Linked DNA regions of Homo sapiens: regions 1 and 3 are each linked to region 2. A link is a loop called in an ENCODE intact Hi-C map of the cell type or tissue named here. Cell type or tissue: Calu3. All regions are shown on one strand. Region 1 overlaps PRAMEF20 (PRAME family member 20). Region 2 has its middle 9.7 kb from the start of PRAMEF14. Region 3 has its middle 260 kb from the start of PRDM2.

What was found. Hi-C counts contacts between places; a loop is a spot of excess contacts. Peaks named below come from ENCODE experiments on the same cell type or tissue, not always from the same donor. Only the 100,000 strongest peaks of a DNase experiment are listed, where the experiment ranks them.
Region 1: it touches region 2 in a loop (12-fold over the local background); 11 of 110 quality-filtered maps call a loop at or near these places.
Region 3: it touches region 2 in a loop (19-fold over the local background); 9 of 110 quality-filtered maps call a loop at or near these places.

Annotation. Positions count from the first base shown.
Region 1 is chr1:13,420,506-13,424,505 of GRCh38, reverse strand. It overlaps PRAMEF20 (PRAME family member 20), which reads right to left. Exons shown (of 4, transcript NM_001099852.2): 4 at 3,178-3,809. The coding sequence ends at 3,248. Among named protein-coding and RNA genes, the nearest start is that of PRAMEF20, 12 kb to the right of the region's middle. In Calu3, a CTCF peak has its summit at 1,740 (motif pointing right); a DNase peak (open chromatin) is centred at 1,785.
Region 2 is chr1:13,354,788-13,358,787 of GRCh38, reverse strand. No RefSeq gene overlaps it. Among named protein-coding and RNA genes, the nearest start is that of PRAMEF14, 9.7 kb to the right of the region's middle. In Calu3, no CTCF peak of the experiment used is centred here; a DNase peak (open chromatin) is centred at 1,817.
Region 3 is chr1:13,958,590-13,962,589 of GRCh38, reverse strand. It overlaps a transcript of KAZN not described here. Among named protein-coding and RNA genes, the nearest start is that of PRDM2, 260 kb to the right of the region's middle. In Calu3, a CTCF peak has its summit at 2,015 (motif pointing right); a DNase peak (open chromatin) is centred at 2,019.

The DNA of each region.
Region 1 (4,000 bases), 66 kb before region 2:
CCGTAGGGGTGCTGTGTGTTGAAGGAGGAAGGGGGTAGATGAGAACTCTGCACTTTCTGTTTAGTTTTTCTGTGAACCTAAAACTTCTATTAAAAAAAAAAAAAATAGGCTGGGTGTGCTGGCTCATGCCTGAAATCCCAGCACTTTAGGAGGCCGAGACAGGTGGATCACTTGAGATCAGGAGTTTGAGATCAGCCTGGCTAACATGGTGAAACCCCGTCTCTACTAAAAATACAAAAAATTAGCCGGGCATTGTGGTGGGCACCTGTAGTCCCAGCGACTCTGGAGGCTGAGGCAGGAGAATTGCTTGAACCTGGTAGGCAGAAGTTGCAGTGAGCAGAGATCGCACCATTGCCTCCAGCCTGGGCAACAAGAGTGAAACTCCATCTCAAAAAAAAAATAAATAAAATAAAATAAATAAAAATATAAATAAATAATAATAGGCCGGGCATGGTGGCTCACACCTGTAGTCCTAGCACTTTGGGAGGCCGAGGCAGGTGGATCACCTGAGGTCCGGGGTCCGAGACCAGCCTGGCCAACTTGGCAAAGCCCTGTCTCTACTAAAAATAAAAATAACAATAATAATACAAAACTTAGCCAGGCGTGGTGGCTCATGCCTGTAATCCCAACTACTTGGGAGGCTGAGGCAGTAGAATCGCTTGAACCCTGGAGGCGGAGGTTGCAGTGAGCCGAGATCGTGCCACTGTGCTCCAGCCTGGGCGACAGAGTGAAACTCGTTCTCAAAAATAAATAAATAAACAAACTGAAGCCTGGGCACAGTGGCTCACACCTGTAATCCCAGCACTTTGGGAGGCACAGGCAGGTGGATCGCTTGAGCCCAGAAGTTCAAGACCGGCCTGGGCAACATGGTGAAACCTGGTCTCTACTAAAAATACAAAAATAAGCCAGGCATGATGGTTCATGCCTGTTGTTCCAGCTACCAGGTGGGCTGAGACAGGAAGATCACGTGAGCCTTGGGAGGTTGAGGCTGCAGTGAGCCGTGATCATGCCACTGCACTCCAGCCTGGACGAGAGTGAGACCTGGTCTCAAAATAAAATAAAATAAAATAAACTCAATACTTAAAAAAACCTGTAATGCTTCCTTCCAATGCTAAAATTGTACTATTCTAAGTATATTTAAAGAACAAGCGATTCTTGTTCAGTGTTTTTAAAATTAGTTTTAAAAATCTCATTCTTTTTGAAAATCCAAACTAAGTTAACCATTCTTTCATTCTTTTTTTTTTTTTTTTGAGACGGAGTCTCGCTCTTGTTGCCCAGGCTGTAGTGCAATGGCGCGATCTCAGCTCACCGCAACCTCCGCCTCCCGGGTTCAAGTGATTCTCCTGCCTCAGCCGCCTTACAGACATGCACCACCACGCCCGGCTAATTTTGTATTTTTTAGTAGAGACAGGGTTTCCCCATGTTGCCAGGCTAGTCTCGAACTCCTGACCTCAGTTGATCCGCCTGCCTCGGCCTCCCAAAGTGCTGGGATTTCAGGCATGAGCCACTGCGCCCGGCCTGTTTTTTTTTTCCTGAGACGGAGTCTTGCTCTGTTGCCACTGCTCCCAGCTGTTAACCATTCTTAAAATATCACACTGCATTCTTTAAAAGTTCTATATCTTTAATATACATAAATGACAACACAAATATTTGTACTCAAATAGTATTTACATAATAGTAAAATTTTTAATATACCATAAAATATAATCCTTGCAACACTAAATTACACCATCTGGTCTCATCTACCAGCAGATGGCAGTCGAGACCCATGGACTGGAAATTTTGATTTTATAATCACTGGAAATGAATCCAGTCCTGCACTGCCCAGCCCGTCCCCTGCTGGCTCCTGGGGCTCTGCTGTTTGGGGGAATCATGATGAAATTGTGGCGGCGTGTAGAAGCTGAGCCCCATTGCATGTCCTGGGTTCTTGTTGCCTCCCTGTTACCAGGAAATGGAGGTGAGATTAAAAGATGAAAAATGCGGCTGGGCGCGGTGGCTCACGCCTGTAATCCCAGCACTTTGGGATGCCGAGCAGGGAGGATCACGAGGTCAGGAGATCGAGACCATCCTGGCCAACATGGTGAAACCCCGTCTCTACTAAAAATACAAATATTAGCGGGGCGTGGTGGCGCGCGCCTGTAGTCCTAGCTGCTCGGGAGCACGAGGCAGGAGAATCGCTTGAACCCGAGAGGCGGAGGTTGCAGTGAGCCAAGATTGCACCACTGCACTCCAGCCTGGTGAAGAGCAAGGCTTTGTCTTAAAAAAAAAAAAAAAAAGAAAGAAAGATGAAAAATGCTGGGACTTCTGCTGAGAAGAGAGAAAAGAACAAGGTGTATTGATCTTACTTATGCCAGGCCCCATGCCAAGCCCTAAACATGGACCATCTTATCGGATCCTACAAGGGTCCCATAAGCTGTTGGACACTACCATCCTGATTTTACAGGGAAACTGAGGCTCTTGGCTAAGATCCCTGGCAGCAACACCAGCCCCTGAATCCTCAGCAGGATCCTTCACTTAGGTGCCCTTTAAGTAGGTTTCTTCAACACAGGGAAGGTCACTCATCACCCACAGGCACTTGATCGTTATCCACCCTTTGATGATGTGAGATTCCAAAACACTCTGCACTAGTCTCTTCCTTGATAGAGAGAGAGGGTAGGTGTTATGAGAAAATCTCTCATCAATCTGAGCTAGCTCCCCAAAAAGATGTAACTTTTTTTTTCTTGAGACAGATTGTTTTTATTTACTTTTTTGAGACAGATTCTCGCTCTGTCGTCAGACTGGAGTGCAGTGGCATGATCTCGGCTCACTGCACCCTCTGCCTCCCGGGTTCAAGCGATTCTCCTGCCTCAGCCTCCTGAGTGGCTGGGACTACGGGCATGCGCCACCACGCCCAGCTAATTTTTGTATTTTTAATAGAGACGGGGTTTCACCATGTTGGCCAGGATGGTCTCGATCTCTTGACCTCGTGAGCCACCCCCCCGCCTCAGCCTCCTGAAGTGCTAAGATTACAGGTGTGAGCCACCGTGCACAGCCTAGATGTAACTTTTAAAATGTGGGATTGAAATATTTAAAAAGTGTTATGGCGGGTGCGTCTGAGGCAGGAGAAGCGCTTGCACTCAGGAGGCAGAGGTTGCAATGAGTCAGGATTGTGCCACTGAACTCCAGCCTGGGCGCAAAAAGACCTAGGTTTTAGTTTTCAAGTGTTCAGAAAAAAGAGTTTGATATATCCACCCAAATAGGCAGGCATTCAACAGCAACACCGATCTACCTCCAGGTCGTAAAGTGACCTGTTGCCACACTGAGGGCAGTAGTCGGTACAGAACAAGATCCTCTCGGGCTCCCTTAAGGCCCTCACTCTCCCCATCAGCTCAGCCCCAAGTTGGGCAAATCTGCTCCGGCAGACGATACCACGAACATCATAACTCTCCCGCGGGGCAGGATACAGCTCCAGGCATAAGTTGTTGAGTCTGATTGTGTGGCACAGCAGGTTCTCCAGGGTGGCCGTGGAGATGGGATTTCCACGGAAGCTGAAGGTGGTGAGCTCAAAGCAGCGGCTCAGGGCAGGCAGGATGGCGTTGACTTGGGAGTCTACGATGCCACAGTCATCTAAGTCCAGGTACTCAAGGGTGGCTGCAACTTTTTCTAGGAGAACTTGGAGCGGCACAAGGCTGAAATTGGCCAGTCTGGTGCCACTCAGGTCCAGGGTCTTTAGTTGACCAATGCTCGGGTACTTGGACAGATGCTTCAAGTCTGATTCCAAAAGCACACAGTTAGTTATTGCGAGGATGTTTAACGAGGTCTTTAGACAGCTGGGGAGAGAGAGCAGGAAGTTAGTTCTGGGGAATCGTAGGGGTGAGTGGAGGGTGGTAGGGAATGACTTCAAAGTGATGGATGGAGACCATTTTGCCCAAGCCCAGGGTCATTCTGATTGTCTGATAGTCAACACTTAGGATGCTGCGTGATGAAGAGCTTTGCCACTGAGGTCAATTCCATTTTAGGC
Region 2 (4,000 bases):
CAGTATCCTGGCCCATTACGTGTTTTAATTTTTTTTTGGAACTCCCATGACAGCAAAACAAGATAATAAATGTCTTTTAACATGGGAAGTACTTTCTCCTGTCTGGCAGGTTGCCCATAGACATGCAAATAAGTATCAACTGTCACATGGACAAACGACAATTTTCCAAATGAAGGTACATGTGTGACATCCATTTGCCATAATGCATTAGGACATAGGCCTCTGGGATTAACTCCTGCCTCCTGAGTGGGCAGGTGTAGGACTTGACACTGGGTGCAATGTTGTACAATATTTTTTGCCTGTTTCCATGTGATATCAAATTTATTTTTTAGTCCTGTTGCATTTACATGAGTGAAAGCATGAAGTTCTTGTGCTTCTATGAATGCAGATGATGCTAGCAAGTCAGCTTGTTCATTTGCTTTAGCTAAAGGCCTTGGTAAATTAGTATGTGCTCATATATGAGTAATATAAAATGGGAAATTTCTTTTTCTTACAATTTGTTGTAACAAATTAAAGGGCTTGTTAAACTGATCATCCATACTATATTTGGTTAGGGCTGTCTCAACATCCTTTGTAGCTGTGCTACATATGCAGAATCTGATTTTCAATGACTCGTTCTTTCGGCCTGGTGTAAACCACTTTTCCATTGCTGGAACCATCAGTAAACACCGTCAGAGCATTTTCTAAAGGTTTATGTCTGGTAATTTTAGGTAAAATTCAAGTAGTCAATTTTAAAAACTGGAAGATTTTTGTTTTTGGGTAATGGTTATCAATAATTCCCACAAAATCAGCAAGAGCAATCTGCCATGCAGCAGAATTGATAAAGCCTTGTCTAAACTCTTCCTTGTTTAAAGGAACAATGATTTTATCTGGGTCACTTCCACACAATTTTATTATTTGTAATCTTGCCTGACCAATTAATGTAGCCATTTGATCCAAGTACAATGTAAAAGTCTTAATCGTACTGTCAGGAAGGAAAGATCACTCCACAAGATCTGTATTTTGAACAATAATGCCTGTTGAGAATGTGCAGTAGCAAAAATCAAAAGTTGGAGTGGGGCGAAGTGATCTATTCTATTTACTTGTGCTGACCGAATTTTTTCTTCAATTAATTCAATTTCTTTAGTTGCCTCTGGAGTTAATGTTCTTTTACTATTCAATTCTGGATCCCCACTCAAGATAGAGAACAAATTTGACATGGCATAAGTAAGGATGCCTAGAGTTGGCCAAATCCAATTAATATCTCCTAGCAATTTATGAAAGTCGTTTAATGTTTTTAATGTGTCTTTTCTTATTTCTATTTTTTGTTGTTTAAATTTTCTTTCCTCTACCCGCATTCCCAAGTAATGGACAGGAGTAGAGGTTTGAATCTTATCAGATGCTATTGTCAGTCCTGCGTTTGCAACCTCTGTCTGCAGAAATGTGTAACAGTCAATTAATGTGTCTCTCGTTTCTGCAGCACACAAAAGATCATCAACATAATGAAAGACATAGTCTGAAAACTTGTCTCTAACTGGTTGAAGAGCTTCAGCTACAAAAATCTGACAAATAGTTGGACTATTAAGCATTCCCTGAGGCAACACTTTCCACTGAAACCTGGTGGCTGGTTCTTTATTATTTATGGCTGGTATAGTAAAAGCAAATTTTTCAAAATCCTGTTTTGCTAGAGGAATGGTAAAAAAGCAACCCTTCAGATCAATTATAATTAAAGGCCAATCTTTGGGGATCATGGCCAGAGAGGGCAACCCAGGTTGGAGAGCCCCCATAGGTTGAATTACAGCGTTGACGGCTCTTAAGTCGGTTAACATGCGCCATCTGCTGGATTTTTTCTGAGTTACAAACACAGGAGAATTCAAGGCGAAAGTGAAGGCTCAATATGTCCCTTTGCTAATTGTTCTTTTGCCCATAAGTGTAAAGCCTCCAGCTTTTGTTTTGGTAGCAGCCACTGATTTACCCATACAGGTTTTTCTGTTTTCCAAGTTAATGGAATGGGTTTTGGAGGCTCTACAGTGGCCACTCCTGAAAAGGATATCCTATTCCTTTTCTTTCTTGATTTCCCTCAGCCTCAATTGGGATTTTAATGCCATCTCCATTTTTCCCTAGTCCTTTGCCAGGGAGATACCCCATTTTAGTCATGATTTTTTGACTCGTGGGGCTGTATAAGGAGGCTGGGATAGTCATCTCTGCATGCCATTGTTGTAACAAGTCTCGGCCCCATAAATTAATTGGAATAGCAGTAATCATAGGTTGAACTGTACTTTCTTGATTATCAGGTCCTAGACAATGTAAAATCATGGTGCTTTGATACACTTTTGAGGCGCTGCCCACACCGACAAGTCCTGTAACAGGCTTTTGTTTAGGCCAATTTTTTGGCCATTGATTTAAGGCGATAATGGAAACATCAGCATCGGTATCCACTAATCCTATAAACTGCTTTCCCTGAATAGTGACTGTACACACAGATCTATTCTCTGAGACCTGACGAGCCCAATGAGTGGCTTTTCCGGCAGAGTTGGTACTTCCAAGCCCTCCTGTCCTTTCCGTTTTATTTTCCCCAATTTTAATATAAGGCAAAAGCAATAATTGAGCAATTCTATTACCTGGATTGGCACTCCAGGGAACAGTGGAGCTGATCACTAACTGAATTTCCCCTTTATAATCTGAATCAATTACCCCAGTATGAATTTGGACTCCCTTCAAATTTAGACTTCATCTCCCTAAAATGAGGCCTACTGTCCCTCCTGGCAGTGGGCCATATACCCCTGTAGGAATCTTTTGCGGGGTCTCTCCAGGGAGTAAAGAAACCTTTTGAGTGGAACATAAATCTACTGCTGTGCTGCCTGCTGTGGCGGGGGACAGCTGTTGTATCGTTGTAATTGGCTGATTCCCTGAAGTGGTGGTATTTGCTGTGGTGGTTGCTGTCCCTGAAAACCCTGAAGAACAAACGGCTGAATCGGGAATGCCCCAGTTTGTTGTTGGGACTGAGGCTGGCCCCTCACCCCTTTTTCCGACAATAGTTGCCCATTTTTATCATATTTAGGACGACATTGATTAGCCCAATGTTTTCCTTTTCCATGTCTTGGACACAGGCCAGGTGGCTCTTTATTTTTACTCTGTTTATTTAAGACTGGGCAGTTCTTTTTTAGATGACCGATTTGACCACAATTATAACATTTCCCCCCAAATGCTCTAACTATCCTCCTAAAGTGACTCCGGTCATTGCTTGAGCCATTAGCATTGCCTTTCGCATAGCTCCTCCAATCCCATCACAAGCTTTCACATATTCTGTAATTACATCAACTCCTGCTGGACCTTTTCCTTTTAATGGCTTTATGGCTGGTTGAAATTCTGGATTTGACTTTTGATAAGCCATTATTTCTACAATAACTTTTTGGGCATTATCATCCGAAACAGATTTTTCAGAGGCATCTTGCAACCTTGCCACAAAGTCTGGATATGGCTCTTTGCAGCCTTGTCTAATTGAATTAGAAGAAGGGCAAGCGGTGCCTGGGCAAGTGGTGCGTGGGGCACCCAGGTGCCTGGGTCCTGAATTTTTTCCCAGTCCCTGAGGCAAAGAGCCCTTAGATGTTCAATACCCTCATTCTGCATTACTGACTGTTGGCCAATTGTGCTCCAATTTGGACCTGTTCCTAGCAATCGATCTGCATCTATATTAACAGCGGGATAAATAGCCTGATTTTTTCGTGCCTGTTCTTGTACTCCATCAATCCACCAGGTTTTAAATTGTAGGAACTGAGAGGGTGAAAGGGAAGATTTAGCCAACATTTCCCAATCATAGGGAATAAGTCTATTTCCATGAGCAATGGGATCTAATAAAGTTCTCATATAAGGGGAGTTGGGTCCATATTGTTTAACTCCTTCCTTCATATCTTTTAACATTTTCATGGTGAAAGATTCATATCTAGCCTCAGTTTGGACAGACGCTCCAGCTTGCCCCCCTTTCCCAGCTGGTATTGGTTGTAAAATTACAAGGAACTGC
Region 3 (4,000 bases), 600 kb before region 2:
CAAGACTCCATCTCAAAAAGAAAAAAGAAAATGGGTAGCATAAGGCCTATCACCCGGGGTTGTTGGGAAAGTAAACAAGAAATGATGCAAGTGAGAGCCTCTGAGGATGCCTGGCCCCAGAGAGCCCCACATGGTGTCAGGGCACCTGAGTCAGGAGCTCACCTCCTCCACCCCTCCACTGTGTGGACAAAGTTGCTCAGCATTCTGAGAAGGTGTTGCCTTCATCCTCAAGGCCAAAATCAGCCCCACCAGAGATAGGGACAAGGTATTGTTAAGGCCCCTTGTGAGAGTCACCTCCCCCAACTCTCTGGCCTCACCTCCTGCTCCGCCCCGACCCCCCTACTGCACCTGTAGCCACATCTGCCTCCTCACTGTCCCTCAAGTACCCAGCCCAGAGCCCCGGCACAGGCTGTTCCCACAGCTCAGAATGTTCTTCCCAGATATCCACACAGCTCACCTCCCTGCATCCACTTCTCCAAGTGTGAAGCACAACAGGAAAAAGAGGACAAATGTTCGTTCCTGCATGGCCAACGCTCCAGCCAGCAAGAAGCACCTAGGATCTATGCTGAGGTGAGAAGGATGCATAGGAGCTCACGCGGTGAGAAGGATAGAGGAAATGATCCCAGGCAAAGGGAACAGGTGCAAAGGCCCTGAGGGTGCAAGAGGGCAGGGCCACGTTCAAATAGGATCAGAGGGATGGACTGCCAATCAATTCTGACATTCACATTCAATATGACCTTACTGTATTGAAGCATTTCCAAGTGTGCTGGGGACAGAGGATAAAGAGAATTAGACGTGGATCCTGGCTGCTAATTCCTCCCTCCCAACTTTCAGTCCATCCCAGAGAATCTCAAGGTGAGGTCAGGTATGGTCCTTGTCTGAGTCCCTGTGGGCTACTATAACAAAGTAGTAGAAAATTGTTACTTCAATGTCACCCTGAGTGACTGCCTCTAGAATCTTTGACTCTCAAACATGAAAACATCTACTTGTACCACTGTATGTATTAACTTCTGGATAATTGCAGTGGAGAAAGAGACAGAGAGAAAGGGAACAAACCAATTGCACCCCTACAAGGCACCTTGGGCCTTCATTAAATATCATCAAGGCATCCCAGCCCAGCCCAAACAAAATGACTCCCATCCACCACTCCACTCCTGACCCTCTTGCTGTGGCTTTACTTTTCTCTGTGACATTTATGATCACCTGTTTATGGTCTGTCTCTCCTCACTAGAATGCAAACATCATGAGGTCAGGAATTTGTACATGTGCATGTGTGTGTGTATACGTGTGTCTGTCTGTCTGTTCTGGTTTATGGTTTATTCTTTGAGTGCAGTTTATGGTTTATTCTTTGAGTGCAGTAGAAGTCAAGTTCCTTTTGTTCAACACACAGAGACTCCACACACACGCGAACCCCAGGAATGAAATCATTACACTACATTATAAGTTGGAAGAAGAGGGTGGGGGCAGGAGAGGGAAAAGGGAGGTGGGAAAAAGGGGCTCAGCCCCTAATGTAGGGGAGAAGGAATGCAGGAACGTTGTCTCTTTTATTCTTTGCTTTCTTCTCAGCACCTAGAATGTGCCTGGCATACAGTAGATGCTCAATAAATATTTGATCAAATGAATGAATGAGTAACTGTCCCCTTCTCAGCCAGGGACACAGTGCCTGCAAAAGATGTTACCAACTGAACCTGGATGACAGAGCCACACAGCCCCCTGTCCTGAAGCCCCAGGTCCTGAAGCCCCAGGAGAGGGGAGCTGGATGGAGCTGAGGCCAGGGTTTTCCGAAGGCCTGGACAGAACACAGGAGCACAGACTCCCAGTAGCCCCCAGCCACTGACCAAGCCCTGACAGTCCGCCTTTGGAAACTTATCCTTCCTCGTGTCCTGGGAGACACTAGCCCAAGTAGGACCCGAATGAGGCCTTAGCAAATACAAGCCGATTTGGGAAATCATCCTGAGGTTTGGTCTCCCGGCGTCAATGTGATGCATTCATGCCATTCATGCTTTGACCACCAGAGGTCACTGTGGCTGCACGTAGCGTTCCAAGATGGCCCTGGTTAGGTGTGAGTTTGTGGTTCTGATTTCACCTTCATCTCTGTGGCCCGGCAAGTGGGAAAACGGCACCTTCCAAGGACAACTCTGGGACTAGTGCTGGCATTACTAGAACGTACATGACTTAAGGTATGTCCTTATAAAAGCCATAGATACAATCAAACGATCGGCTCTAAAGTTGGGCTGTCCGGGTTAGAATCCCAGTTCTGCCTGCCTGTGTGATGTTGGGCGAAGCTCTCTGCCTCAGTTTCCCCTTCTACAAAATGGGATAATGATAGTGCCGTCCTTGTAGGGATTTTGTGAGGACTAAATGAGTAATGCACACAGAACTTTTAAAACAATGCTTGGCATATACTCAAGAATTGTAGAAGTGAATTATTTATTATTGCTTTTCCTCCATATGGCTAAACATGATTTTTAATGATAAATTCTGTGATTATTTTATTAATGGCTTTTTCCCCATTAGACTGTACCCTTTGTGAAGGCGGGGGTGGGGTTTACATGTTTTTTGGACTTTTTATTATGAAAAACTTCAAATACACATGAAAATAGAAGGAATAGTCTGTATCCGTTTCTATTCATCATTGCCTCCTTCCCCAGCTCCAAATGCAGTGCCCACTGCATTATAGTCCTTCGACAATGAATGGCCATTTATTAGGTGCTATTTATAAGCCACGGAGGGTGTTGGGCAGCAAATCTAAAGAGAGTGAATCAGACCCAGGCCCTGTGCACAAGGAGCTCACAATCTAATGAGAAAGGCTGCCTTAATTTGGTAATTTCCCAGGGTGGAGGTAAATAAATTGAGGGTATGATGTGGACATCTCACCTGGTCAGGTGAGGTTTCCTGAAAGAAGCATCTGTGATCTATAATGAGAACTGAAGGATGCATAGGCGCTCATGTGGTGAGAAGGATGGGGAAATGATCCCATGCAAAGGGAACAAGTGCAAAGGCCCTGAGGGTGCGAGAGGGCAGGGCCATGTTCCAATAGGATCAGAGGGATGGACTGCCAATCAATTCTGACATTCACATTCAATGTGACCTTACTCTATTGAAGCATTTCTAAGTGTGCTGGGGACTGAGGATAAAGAGAATTAGATGTGGATCCTGGCTGCTAATTCCTCCCTGCCAACTTACAGTCCATCCCAGAGCATCTCAAGGTGAGGTCGGGTATGGTCCTTGTCTGAGTTCCTGTGAGCTACTGCAATAGAGATTCTGTACACTGGGTGGCTTATAAACAACAGCTCTGGAGGCTGGGAAGTCTAAGATCAAGGTGGTGGCAGATTTGGTTTTGGTGAGGACCATCTTCTGACTCACAGAAGTGTTTCTCGGCTACATCCTCACCTGGTAGAAAGCGCTAGCTAGCTCTCTGGGGTCTCTTCTGTAAGGGCACTAATTCCTGATCACCTCCCAGGGGCTTCTAGAGGGATCACTTGGGAGACACCTGCAATCACCTGGACATGGTGGAATCAGGGGTTGAGATTCATGATGGTGGGAGTGAAAATGGAAAGCAAGACTGTGGGTGGGCCTAGACCACAGGCATGATCAACAGGGCAGATGCTAACCAGGATGGGTGGGATGGATGTTCACACCTGGCTTTTCTTAGCTGCGGTCAGACCTCACCAATCTAGTAGAGCCTATAATTCTTACCAAGGACCTGAGCAGCCTAGCTCCTGCATTTCTCATCTCTGCCTCCAATTCACTTCCACTCCCGCCTTGGCTCCAGCCACATTGGTCTCCTCTCTGTTCTGAAATCTACCATGCCCTTTGGCTCTTCCAGGTCTGCCTCCCATAGATGTATCTATCTGCCCACAGGGCCTCGTCACCACCAGTTCTCCCAGGCTGGATGATTCCTACCTAACCCCCTAGTCTCTGCTTAAATATGACCCCAGAGAAGCCTTCCCTGATCTGCCCTTCAAATTAGTTTCTCTCCCAATATGTTAATTTTTAA